Regions from separate parts of the Homo sapiens genome. Here regions 1, 2 and 3 are each linked to region 4. Evidence: chromatin contacts called from ENCODE Hi-C or POLR2A ChIA-PET data. All regions are on one chromosome and are shown on one strand. The core of a region is the stretch at or near the end of the contact, and the rest is flanking DNA. Distances in the headings are between cores, read along the strand shown. Region 1 overlaps WDR33 (WD repeat domain 33). Region 2 holds the start of POLR2D (RNA polymerase II subunit D). Region 3 has its middle 420 kb from the start of HS6ST1. Region 4 has its middle 86 kb from the start of HS6ST1.

What was found. Hi-C counts contacts between places; a loop is a spot of excess contacts on that map. ChIA-PET counts read pairs that join two places held with the same protein, here RNA polymerase II (POLR2A). Pooled maps may share reads with other maps.
Region 1: a pooled map shows a loop between it and region 4 (5-fold over the local background). The contact joins two enhancer-like sites. A Hi-C loop is called at or near these places in 2 of 50 pooled maps. POLR2A ChIA-PET finds 5 or more read pairs at or near these places in 2 of 52 experiments (activated T-cell and naive thymus-derived CD4-positive, alpha-beta T cell).
Region 2: a loop to region 4 is called in a map of K562, with 7 times the contacts of the local background. The contact joins the promoter of POLR2D here to the enhancer-like site in region 4. A Hi-C loop is called at or near these places in 1 of 168 maps with a recorded cell type or tissue (K562), 8 of 37 single-sample maps with no recorded cell type and 13 of 50 pooled maps.
Region 3: a pooled map shows a loop between it and region 4 (2.5-fold over the local background). The contact joins two enhancer-like sites. A Hi-C loop is called at or near these places in 1 of 50 pooled maps. POLR2A ChIA-PET finds 5 or more read pairs at or near these places in 2 of 52 experiments (H1 and HEK293T).

The regions. Positions count from the first base shown.
Region 1 is chr2:127,748,253-127,751,262 of GRCh38, reverse strand. All of the region lies in intron 7 of WDR33 (WD repeat domain 33), which reads left to right. Among named protein-coding and RNA genes, the nearest start is that of SFT2D3, 48 kb to the right of the region's middle. Within about 2 kb of position 1,527, at least 3 of the 41 ENCODE cell types and tissues checked have a DNase peak (open chromatin) inside an H3K27ac peak, as active enhancers do.
Region 2 is chr2:127,856,644-127,859,452 of GRCh38, reverse strand. It overlaps POLR2D (RNA polymerase II subunit D), which reads left to right and starts at 1,298. Exons shown (of 4, transcript NM_004805.4): 1 at 1,298-1,425. The coding sequence starts at 1,353. It also overlaps the pseudogene LOC107985803. RefSeq lists a silencer at 1,154-1,463 and an enhancer at 1,694-1,863.
Region 3 is chr2:128,733,735-128,736,885 of GRCh38, reverse strand. No RefSeq gene overlaps it. Among named protein-coding and RNA genes, the nearest start is that of HS6ST1, 420 kb to the right of the region's middle. RefSeq lists an enhancer at 2,358-2,417. Within about 2 kb of position 1,730, at least 4 of the 41 ENCODE cell types and tissues checked have a DNase peak (open chromatin) inside an H3K27ac peak, as active enhancers do.
Region 4 is chr2:128,231,664-128,234,686 of GRCh38, reverse strand. No RefSeq gene overlaps it. Among named protein-coding and RNA genes, the nearest start is that of HS6ST1, 86 kb to the left of the region's middle. RefSeq lists an enhancer at 811-900 and silencers at 941-1,130, 1,451-1,650. Within about 2 kb of position 1,451, at least 23 of the 41 ENCODE cell types and tissues checked have a DNase peak (open chromatin) inside an H3K27ac peak, as active enhancers do.

The DNA of each region.
Region 1 (3,010 bases), core at 278-2,777, 480 kb after region 4:
CAGCCTCCTGAGAAGCTGGGGCTACAGGTGCATGCCACCATGTGTGGCTAACTTTTGTATTTTTAGTAGAGATAGGGTTTCACCATGTTGCCTAGGCTGGTCTTGAACTCCTGGGCTCAAGTGATCCTCCCGCCTCTGCCTTCCAAAGTACTGAGATTATAGGCATGAGCCACCGTGCCTTGCCATCAATCTGATTTTTTAGAACATTTTTAGTTTTACAGTTTTTAGGTTTTAATGTGCCATGCAAATGTAAGTTCCCAAGGGTCTTCTGGGTGGAAATGTTTATTAAAACAAAAATTTATCAAGAGTATTCACTAGACATTTTGTGTAGTTTTTTAAATTCTAGCAGGTGAATCATTAAATCAATTACTGTAAAATACCTTCAGTTTTTGAATTAGCTGTTTTATTTATTTTTACATTTTAACCTCTGAAAGAAATAAAATTAGCTGTTTTAAAGATAGTTTTTTCCATATGTGTGTATATATATGTGTATATATATGTATGTATACATATATATGTATGCATACATATATATGTATGCATACATACATATATATATATATATATATATATATATATATATATTTTTTTTTTTTTTTTTTTTTTTTTTTTAAGATGGAGTTTCACTCTTGTTGCCCAGGCTGGAGTGCAATGATTACAATCTCGACTCACTGCAACTTCCGCCTCTCGGGTTCAAACAATTCTCAAGTGCCTCAGCCTCTCGGGTAGCTGGGATTATAGGCACGTGCCACCATGCCTGGCTAATTTTTGTATTTTAAGTAGCGATGGGGTTTCACCATGTTGCCCAGGCTGGTCTCGAGCTCCTAACCTCAAGTGATTCATCTGCCTCAGTCTCCCAAAGTGCTGGGATTACTGGTGTGAGCTACTGTGCCTGGCCTTCCCTTATATTTTTGACTCAAAAAAAGTCTGTTCTCAGCTGGGTGCGGTGGCTCATGCCAGTAATCCCAGCACTTTGGGAGGCCAAGGCAGGCAGATCACTTGAGCCCAGGAGTTTGAGACCAGCCTTGGCAACATGGCAAAACCCCATTTGTACAAAACAAATACAAAAAGTTAACTGGGTGTGGTGGCGTGTGCCTGTGGTCCCTGATACCAGGGAGGCTGAGGTAGGAGGATCTCTTGAACCTGGGAAATCTGAGGCTGCAGTGAGCCAAGATTTCGCCACTGCACTCAAGCCTGGGTGGCAGAATGAGACCCTGTCCCTCCCTCCCCACAAATGCCTGTTCTCCTACAATGAGAAATAAGCTGATAACATTTTTGACTTAAGAAGAAGCAGATATTAGAAATTACAGCCTGTGAGAGAATGGTGTGAACCCGAGAGGTGGAGCTTGCAGTGAGCTGAGATTGGGCCACTGTACTCCAGCCTGGGTGGCAGAGTGAGACTCCGTCTCAAAAAAAAAAAAAAGCCTGTGAAATGAAAGGTATTTGAAAGACTCAGTATGATGGAGAGTTTCAGTTCTTGCTGACGAGAAACACTGAGGACTGTGATAATTGTAAAGGTTAAGGTTTGGCACAGTTGCTGAGGGCTTGTCTTGAAAGAGGAAGTAGTCAACACTATGGCATTTCTTTTTTTTTTTTTTTTTGAGGTGGAGTCCTACTCTGTTGCCCAGGCTGGAGTGTAGTGGCACAATCTCAGCTCACTGCAATCTCCGCCTCCCTGGCTCAAGTGATTCTCCTGCCTCAGCCTCCCGAATAGCTGGGAATACAGGTGTCTGCCACCATGCCCAGCTAATTTTTGTATTTTTAGTAGAGACGGGGTTTCACCATGTTGGCCAGGCTGGTCTCAAACCCCTGACCTCGGGTGATCCACCTGCCTCAGCCTCCCAAAGTGCTGGGATTACAGACACGAGCCACCACACCTGCCCTTATGGTGTTTCTTCATCATCATTTTATTTATTTTGTTTTGTTTTATTGAGACCGTTTCACTCAGTCACCCAGGTTGGAGTGCAGTGGCACGATCACAACTCACTGGAGCCTCAACTGCCTGGGCTTATGCGATCCACCTGAGCTTTCTGAGTAGCTGGGACTGCAGTTGCATGCCACTATGCCTGTCTAACTTTATTTTATTTTTAATAGATACAAGATGTCACTATGTTGCTTAAGCTGATCTCAAACTCCTAGGCTAAGAGATTTTCCCATCTTGGCCTCCCAAAGTACTGGATTACAGGCGTGAGCCACCAAGCCCGGCCACATTTTTGGTTTTGTACTTGTAGATATGATTAATACTTATAGAAATTTTAAAAATCTTTCATCAAAAGAGTGCATATGAAAATCTTGCTTTATTTTCTTCTCACAGCTAACATACTATCCAGATAATTCCAGTAGTTAAGGTGAGCACTTTTTTTTTTTTTTTTTTTTTTAAGTTTCAGCTACCTAGGAGGCCCTGTTAGGAGGATCACTTGAGCCCAGGAGATCGAGACAGTAATGAGCCATGCACCACTGCACCCAGGCCTGGGTGACAGAATGAGACCCTGTCTCAGGAAAAAAGATATTACTCACTTTCATGTTTTCCTTATAGCTTCAGCTTTATTGTTGATGAGCATTTTCCTGCATCCCTTGTTTAAAGTACCTCTAAATCTAGACATAACCCAGATACTTGGATGTGCTGCCGCCAATTGAAATGATCCTTGATTAACTCCTGCTTATTCTCTTGATCAATTTGGCTGTAAAAGCTTCTCCTCTGCTTTAACAGTTTTTAATGCTTTTTACTTTACCTGAGCCATTTAAAACATTTTACCATGGTCTTGACATTAAAAGCAAAACTGAAGAAATCTTACACCAGCATCATCCAAAGCTGCCCTCCCTGTGAATTATAGTTTTAGAGTCATTTTCTAAGCCTAGAACATTTAGTCTATTTTCATTTCACTGTTAGTATTTACAAGTGTGAATACCCTTCAGTTAAAGACCACTAGGAGTACACCTGTCATAGAGCAGGTTGGATTTATTGCTCATTGCAGCAAAGAACACAGACCGCAGGGAACCATGGGGTGTC
Region 2 (2,809 bases), core at 49-2,548, 380 kb after region 4:
TTTCACCATGTTGGCCAGGCTGCTTTCGAACTCCTGACCTCAGGTGATCTGCCCCCCCCACCCCCACCGGCCTCCCAAAGTACTGGGATTACAGGCGTGAGCCCCCGCGCCTGGACTTTGCCTTTTTTTTTTTTTTGGCAGGGTCTCTGTTGCCCAGGCTGGAGTGCAGTGAGGCAATCATAGTTCACTGCATCCCTCAAGCGATCCACCCGCCTCGGCCTCCCCGATCCCTGTGACTACAGGCACGCGCCACAACGCCCGGCTAATTTTTGTATTTTTTAGAGACGAGGTCTCACTATGTTGTCTAGGCTGGTCTTCAACTCCGGAGCTAAAGCGATCCTCCAGCCTCGGCCTCCCAAAGTGCTGGGATTACAGGCGTGAGCCACCGTGCCCGGCACAATTCATTTTTTATTAAATCAACAGAGTTTACAATATGACCATCTAAACATTGTTGACTAATGAGCTAAGATATTGTTGACTAATAAGCTATGATTATTTACCTTATTGTACAACCTTTTGTTTTCTCCAGTGTCGAAAACAGCATCATTTTTTATTTGCTTTTTTTTTTTTTTTAATATATTTTTTGAGACGGAGTCTTACTCTGTCGTCCAGGCTGGTGTGCAGTGGCGCGATCTCAGCTCCCTGCAACTTCCGCCTCCCGGGTTCAAGCGATTCTCCTGCCTCAGCCTCCCCAGTAGCTGGGATCACAAGCGCCCACCACCATGCCCGGCTAATTTTTGTATTTTTAGTAGAGATAGGGTTTCACTATGTTGCCCAGGCTGGTTTCAAACTCCTGACCTCAGGTGATCCCCTCGCCTCGGCCTCCCAAAGTGCTGGGATTACAGGCGTGAGCCACTGCGCCCGGCCGTCATTTGCTTAATTTTCTACGCATCACCCAAATGTTCCAACAGACGTGTGGTAAAAGCCTCTGAATATCATTGTCCGCGTACTCAGAAGTATCAGATAATCCACCACAAATCAATAAAATTTTAGAAGTTTAAGTCGGTGAAGGAAATTGGACCCGGTACTTTCGGAGCCGGCTGCCCTGCTCTCCATCAGCAGGCGTTCCTGCATCTCATCTGACCTCCTCCGTCCAGAAAGGCGTAGGGACCTGCCCCAGGACGTCTGCGCGGCGAGGAGCATGGGAGAAGAGAGGGAGTGCAGGGCGCCCCTCGGTGGCGGGGAGCCTCCAGGACCTCACCAACCGGTCCCCTCGCTGCGCCCCGTCCGGCTCGCACTCCCGGCCCCGCCCACCCCTCGGGGCCCCTCCCGAGACCACGCCCCTTCCGCGGCCGTTGCTCCGCGCTTCTGCTTCCGGCGGCGCTGGTGGTGGCGCGCGGCGCGGCGCGGCGATGGCGGCGGGTGGCAGCGATCCGCGGGCTGGCGACGTAGAGGAGGACGCCTCACAGCTCATCTTTCCTAAAGGTTGGGCTCGGGGCTGCCAGACTCCCCCGCGCCACTTCGCGTGGTCGCCGCAGGCCTGGCGTTATGCGCGCTTCGCCCAAGGCCCTGCCTCAGCGGCGGCTTGGGCAAGCCCCAGCGCGGCGTGGGGCTGGGGAGGGAACATGGCCTTGGGAGGGACCATGGCCTTGGGAGGGACCGCCTGGGCAACTGGGTTATTTTATGTGATAAACTGCGAAGTTCCGGGGACCTGTGTCAAAGATAAACAAAGCCGGACACTCAGGTGGTAAGGACAGATTTTTAAACAGTAATATACTGTTGCACTAGGGAAAAGAGCCCAGCGTGAACCGAACTCAACTTCGATTAGTACAGAACCTCTGGGCGTTTTAACGGAGAATTAGGGAATAAGGATGTGGTGAGCGGGAGCTCGGGGGAGTCGGGGAAGTGAGAAATGTAAAAAAGCGGGAAGAGGAGGATTGGTCCGTGTGAACGCAGCTTGGTTTGTTGACTGGCGCACCTGTCGAAGTTAGGCCCCTACCCTCCCACAGAGGCAGAGAGACAGAGTCCTATCTTCAGCTGTTGGCTGGAACAAATTATTTTGGCAGCCTTGAGTTTTCTCACGCACGCACTTTAAGTGGTTGGGGAGGGTATTCCTAGGGATGAGGTCTTCAGCTCAAAAACTTGAAAATGTATACAGCTGTCTTACACTTTATTGATTTATTGATTTATTGATTGAGATAGGGTCTCGCCCTCTTGTTGAGGCTGGAGTATAGTGGCATGATCAGAGCCCACTGCAACCTCAACCTCTCAACCGCTCAAGCTATCCTCCCACCTCAGCCTCCCAAGTAGCTGAGACCACAGATGCACGCCCCCATACCTGGCCCATTAAAAAAATTTTTTTCGTAAAGACAGGGTCTCACTATGTCGCCCAGGCTGGTCTCAAACTCCTGGGCTTAAGTTAATCACGGCACCTGACCTATCTTATTCTTTTATTCATTCATTCATTTACTTATTTAGAGACAGAGTCTCACTCTGTTGCCCAGGCTGGGGTGCAGTGGTACGAACTCGGCTCACTGCAACCTCCGTCTCCTGGGCTCAAGTGATTATCCTGCCTCAGCCTCCCGAGTAGCTGGGATTACAGGTGCCCACCACCACACCCGGCTAATTTTTGTATTTTCAGTAGAGCTGGGGTTTCACCATGTTGGCCAGCCTGTTCTCGAACTCGTGACCTCAGGTGATCCACCCAGCTCGGCCTCCCAGAGTGCTGGGATTACTGATGTGAGCCATTGCCTGGCAAAATAATAAATTTAAAATTAAAACGGAAATACTACCCTCTAAGAAATAAAAAATATAAAAATGAAAAAATGTTTATTATGTGTTTTTTGTATTTTATGGTTTAATACGTTAG
Region 3 (3,151 bases), core at 481-2,980, 500 kb before region 4:
CGCGGCCGCACCAGAAGCCGATTCGGCCAGGGGCTGGGGACTCCAGAATCCCGCGTTTCCCCTCTTCCCCGGCTCCACGGCCTTGACGGTCGGCCTGGCGCCATCTTGTGGCTCCAGGGAGAACTGCAGGCGGCTCTCCAGAGCTCGCTGGTTCTCCTGGGTGGGAGGATGAGGGTGGAGCACGTCTGCAGCTACCCTGAGAGAACTCTTGTTCTAGAATTTGGAACCGATTAAATTAGGCTTCAAAGGACACAAACACGAAAGACCCCGGGATAGGCTTTGCCACACCAGGCCATGTTTCTAAGGCAACCCTGGGCTGCTGGTTTCAGAGGAGGCTGAGCCAGCAGCCAAGGCTCAATTCCCCGGGAACCAAGGCGCTGGGCAGGAGGGGCTGCCAGCATCCGGGCTCCATTCGCCCTTGAAATCCAAAAGAGACAAGCAACTACCCTTACAGACTTCCTCCCATATGTCCAAACTAGCCTCTGTATGGATAAATTGCATCCTTCCTTTGGTAGCATTTTGTTCTTCTAGGTCTGCAGAGCCTGCAGAATGAGACTGCCAATCCAGACATGCGGTCTGAGCCTGCAAACCATCCCCAGGGACAGAGAAAAGGCAGGAGGGAGGGCGAGCCAGAGATGGCCAGGGGACAGGCACAGCCTAGGGCTGGGTTTCTGGCCCAGGGCCTCTCTTGCACTGTGGACACCCACATGCGACCATGTAGTGGCATCTCCACCTGTGCGCCCTGAAGACCACACGCCCCACTTAACTTACGGGTGGTCCCGGTCAGGGCCCCTGACTCACTGCACCACACCATCTTGAACACTTAGCCCGAGCCAACGTGGCCTCCCCAGGAGCCGACACGGCCAGTTATACAGAATTCCTTCTTGTGTCTCTTTAATGACAGAATTCCAAGCTGCTTCGGAATCACAATATGGCCGGGTAAAGATTCCCGTTTGCCTAGGGCTTGGCGGAGTGAGGTGGCCGTGAAATAGCCTAGCCAATGATTTTTACGCCAATGCCCCTGAGGAGGGCGCTGCTTCTAGAATAAAAGGAAGAGTCCCCCCAGAAGGAGCCCCTCCTTCTCCTTCCGTTCTGTGTCCTCCTAAACCTAAGACCTCGGAAGGCGGGGGCCATCCTGCACCCTGGGGCAGCTGGCGTGAAGCAAAAGGCTTCTGGGGACCACGGTGTGTGAGGATAGGGAGGGCCGGGTCCCCAGGGCCTTGCTGCCCCTCCGCGCCCACACCTAGGCTCCGACCTGAAAGTCTCACTGCACAGAACCCACTCATGCTGTCTGTGGAAGCCCCGCGCTTGGATATCATGTTCTGGGGTCCGAGGACACCCTCGAGTGCGTCACCCTCATCCTCACTCTCCTTGCGCAATCCCAGTCTGTCAGTTCCAGCCCCTGTTCCCATCCTGGCTTCTCTGTGTCAACCTTCAGGACCATAATTCAGCAGCCACCTCACCGTGTGGGTCTTTACCCGTGCCCCTCCCTGCCATGAAGTCCCAAAATGCAGATCTGATCCCGGGGTTTCTCCTCTTCAGGGCTCCCCGCCCTCAGCCCCACTGGCCTGGTGGCCTGGTCCGTTCACCTGAGGGCTGGGCTGAGTGTCTCCCCCAGGGCAATCTTTCTCCCAGGAGCACGTGCTACTTGGCAGGGCAGCTGCGTCTGCACCCGGCCTGCGTGGTTCCCAAAGCCTGCGCAGTTCCCCGGGGTTCCCTTCAGGCCGCACACTCCTGCAGCCGGGAGGTCGGTTTGGGCGCCCTTCTCAGCCTCATCTTCCTCATCCAAAAAGTGCTAACTGTGGTACCAAACCCTCAGGGAAGTCAGCGTGGCTTAACCAGAGGACACGCGTTTCCTGTCGCGCTCTGTGTGTGGAGGATGTCAAAGGGGACTCGCGAGGGCAAAGGGGACGCATGAATCAGCACAGGAAGCACTTCATTATGAAAGATGCCTTCAGCTTTAGATCATGAGGCATTTTTCCTCCAGAGGAAAGGGAGTGATATGCTGTGGAGGAAGAGATAGCAAATCGGTGATTAACGATGCAGACAGATTCAGTCCCAGGCTTGCTGCTCACAGGTCCGGGGAGGATCCACAGGCCGCATCCTCCTGGCCGCACTTACCACCAGGGAAGCGGGTGACACACTGCCCGCCTGCCAGACAGTTCAGAGACACGGTCAGGACCCATTGCTACGATGGCTTGCAGAACTGAGACACTCAGAAGAAACCAGTCACCGGGACAGACCACAGCTGGCGGTGCCCCGCACCCCGCCGCTCCCGGCACTGTCACAGGAGGGCGCCAGGGCAGAGCCCTGCACCTGGGTGCACTACGCCTTTCGCGCACCAAGAAACTGCCCACAAGGTGTGGGCCCGCAGGTGCGGCCACGACTGCTGCAAACAAAACAAGGCTTCCAGACACACTCCCAACATTCAAAACTCAAGAACCCTTTGTGCTGTCTGCCCCATCACTTAGGAGGGGGAGTTGGCAGGGGAGAGGGGGAGGCAAGAATGAACCGTGTTTGATTGTGCATCCGCTATGTGTAATAGAGACTTTAAATTCCATGTAATGTTAAATTATAATTTTTCCAACTCAATGAGTTGATTCCATCAGAAACTAGTTCTGATGTGTGTGGCTTTTAAATCTAAGACCACTGCAGCGAAGTGAAAAAGACACCGGCAGTGTCGTCTGGTTTTGACTCTGAGATCTAGCCAGCTCAGAGTTGCAGTGCTGCTTCCAGAACCTTCTTCCCATCACAGCCAAGAGCCCAAGAGTCCTGCATCAGACTAACAGGCAAGGTGGAAATAAAGCAAGCCCGGAAAGGCAGCTACTATGTTAAGCTATGGAAGGGGAGACCAGTGCTGGTGATGTAAAGATCCCTGTGGCTGGAGCCGCCTGCAAGATAGTGTTTCTAAGGCGGATCCACGAGGACCTGCTCTGATAAATTAATCAGACCTATTCTCAATTAGCTCAGCATTTGTATAACAACAATTAATTTCTGTAAAGCCCTCAGACTAATGCTGCTTTGTTAATTAGGTTAGTTGCCCCTTCTGCAGTTTTCAGCCGGCTTAATTGTGCCTAGCAAATGCTTTTTGTCACACACCAGCCCACCGTATCATCCAGGCATGCTTCTGGGTCTGTGGCATCTGCAACAG
Region 4 (3,023 bases), core at 202-2,701:
AGGCCCAAGTACACTTCACAGGCTGGTCAACACCACGTGGGTATAGACAAAATGCACACCTGAATTCCTCTTTTTTTTTTTTTTTTTTTTTTTTTAGAGACGGAGTCTCACTCTATTTGCCCAGGCTGGAGGGCAATGGCGCGATCTCAGCTCACTGCCACTTATGCCTCCTGGGTTCCAGCAATTCTCCCACCACAGCCTACCAAGTAGCTGGGATTACAGGCACCTGCCATCATGCCTGGCTAATTTTTGTATTTTTGTAGAGACAGGGTTTCACCATGTTGGCCAGGCTGGTCTTGAACTCCTGACCTCAGGTGATCTGCCCGCATTGGCCTCCCAAAGTGCTGAGATTACAGGGGTGAGTTCACATCCCGCCTGAATTCTTCTTTTGAGTTTTGCTTTCAGAAAAGAAATGCTGCCCATCAGGGTTCAGCAGGGCAAAGGTAGCTTAGACATCCACCCCTTCCAGTTCCTGCCTGACATCAGGCCCCTCTGGTGTCCCGCCTGACCAAAGGGAACTGCCAAAATGCACCTGTGGCCACCCTCCTGAGGAAGATGTTAATGTTTAAATTTGGGAACCTCCAGTTCCCAACTTCAGTTCATGGAGCCCTCCGTGTCTTCGAAAATTTGCAGGGCCTCCTAGGCGCAGGCAACACCTGGCAGGTGCATTTATTAAGTAGTTAGGTCCAAGCCACCCAACAAGCACGTATATGCTAATTACTCAGCTGGCGTTTGAGAAAGTGATACACGTAAGTAGAAAAGAGAATAGTTTTTCTTTAATTCTTAAATACCTGCAATTCCTTTGTAACAGGATGTTGGACACTGCACAGCTTCTCAAACCCACCCACCTGGTGCCTGTGCCACGGTGATTTCCACGTGGTACTGAGCCCACCTTTGCACAGGGAGGAAGGAGGACGAGGAAGGACTGGCTGCAGCGTCGCCGGCCTGGTGACTTCAGGGGAGCCAGCGGTCCCCACCGCGGCCAGCAGAGGGCTCCGCGCTGCCCTCCAAACAGAACCCCTCGCGCAGCCGCGCCACCCCGCCCGACCGGAGGAAACCTGTCCTCTCTCCTCGCCACCCAGTCCCCGGGCCCTGTCACCCGAACCCCGAGGCCGGCAGGAATTTAGAAAGGGGGCTGGAGGCCGGTAGCCGAGGCGGGTTCTGTGCCGAAGAAGGAGCCTGGCTGTGGGGTCGCCCCCGGCGGAGACGCGGGCGCCGAGATCCGAGCCCCAGGGACCCCATGGCACTCCCGAGACCGTCCCCGGAAAGGTCGCGCGGCCGTCGCCGCCGGGAGAGCGAAGGGCAGGGCGGGCAGGGAACCTGGCCCTGTGTGCGAGTGGGGACATCGTCTATTGGTCTTCTTTTTCTGCACCTTTCCCATCTTCTAAACGGGGCGGCCCTCCCGAGAACGGCCTCCTAAGGCAGTGGGGCTTCCAGCGTCCCGCTGTGCTCCCCGGGAGGGTTGGAGGCTGCAGAGGCTGACGCGGGGCAGGGCGGCCCCTCAGGGAACCCAATGCTGGCGAGGAAGCGGGCGCTCGGGCCGCGCCGCCGGGCTCGGCCTTCCTCGTCCCCAAGCTCGCCTGGAAGGGAAGAGCAGGGAGGTAGAGCGCAAGGTGACTCCGCCACAGCCGCCGCCGCGCTCCCGCCTCGGCCCGCGGTGGTCGCGCGGGTGACCGGGCGCAGCCCCTTGGGCCTCCTCTCCCCTGCACAACCAAGCCGGCCCCCCAGCCTCACGCGGGAGGAGAGAGGCGCACTTGTGGGGTGCAAGACTCCCCAGGCAGCAACATGAGAGTGCGCCCCAGAAACTTCCACCAGCACCAGGGAGAGTCCGGACGGCCGCAGCTAGGAGTTCTTAAACGAGGCGAAGAGACCAGAAGCCAAAGGAAAAGACTGATTTTTAGCCGGGCGCGGTGGCCCACGCCTGTAATCCCAGCACTTTGGGAGGCGCTGTGGCAGGAGGATCACTTGTGCCCAGGAGGTCGAGGCTGCAGTGAGCTGTGAGAGCGCCCAGGCTGGTCTCCAACTCCTGGGCTCGAGCACTCCTCCTGCCCCGGTCTCCCAAAGTGCTGAGATTACAACCGTGAGCCACCACACCTAGCCCCAAGTTCTGTTGTTTAAAAAGACACCACAGGGCTGGGTGCGGTGGCACACACCTGTAATCCCAGCACTTTGGGAGGCGGAGGCCGGTGGATCATGAGGTCAGGAGTTCGAGACCAGCCTGGCCAATATGGTGAAAGCCGGTCTCTACTAAAAATACAAGAATTAGCCGGGCATGGTGGTGCGCGCCTGTAGTCCCAGCTACTCGGGAGGCTAAGGCAGAATAGCTTGAACCCGGGAGGCGGAGGTTGCAGTGAGCCGAGATCGCGCCACTGCACTCCAGGCTGGGTGACAAAGTGAGACTCCATCTCAAAAAAAAAGATACCACAGGGCCGGGCGCCGTGGCGAACATCTGTAATCCCAGCACTTTGGGAGGCCGAGGCGGACGGATCACGAGGTCAGGAGGTTCAAGACCAGCCTGGCCAATATGGTGAAATCTGGTCTCTGCTAAAAATACAAGAATTAGCCGGGTTTGGTGGCGCGAGCCTGTAGTCCCAGCTACTCGGGAGGCTGAGGCAGAAGAATAGTTTGAACCTGGGAGGCGGAGGTGGCAGTGAGCCGAGATTGTGCCACTGCACTCCAGCCTGGCAACAGAACAAGACTCTGTTTCAAAAAAAAAAGACACCACAGGCCGATTGTGGTGGCTCACGCCTGTAATCTCAGCATTTTGGGAGGCCGAGGCGGGCAGATTACGAGGTCAGGAGATCGAGATCATCCTGGCCAACAGGGTGAAACCCCGTCTCTACTAAAAATACAAAAATTAGCTGGGTACGGTGGCTGGCGCCTGTAAACCCAGCTATTCGGGAGGCTGAGGCAGGAGAATCACTTGAACCCGGGAGGTGGAGGTTGCAGTGAGCCAAGATCGCGCCACTGCACTCCAGCCTGGGTGACAGAGAGAGGCTCATCTCAAAAAAAAAAAAAAGACA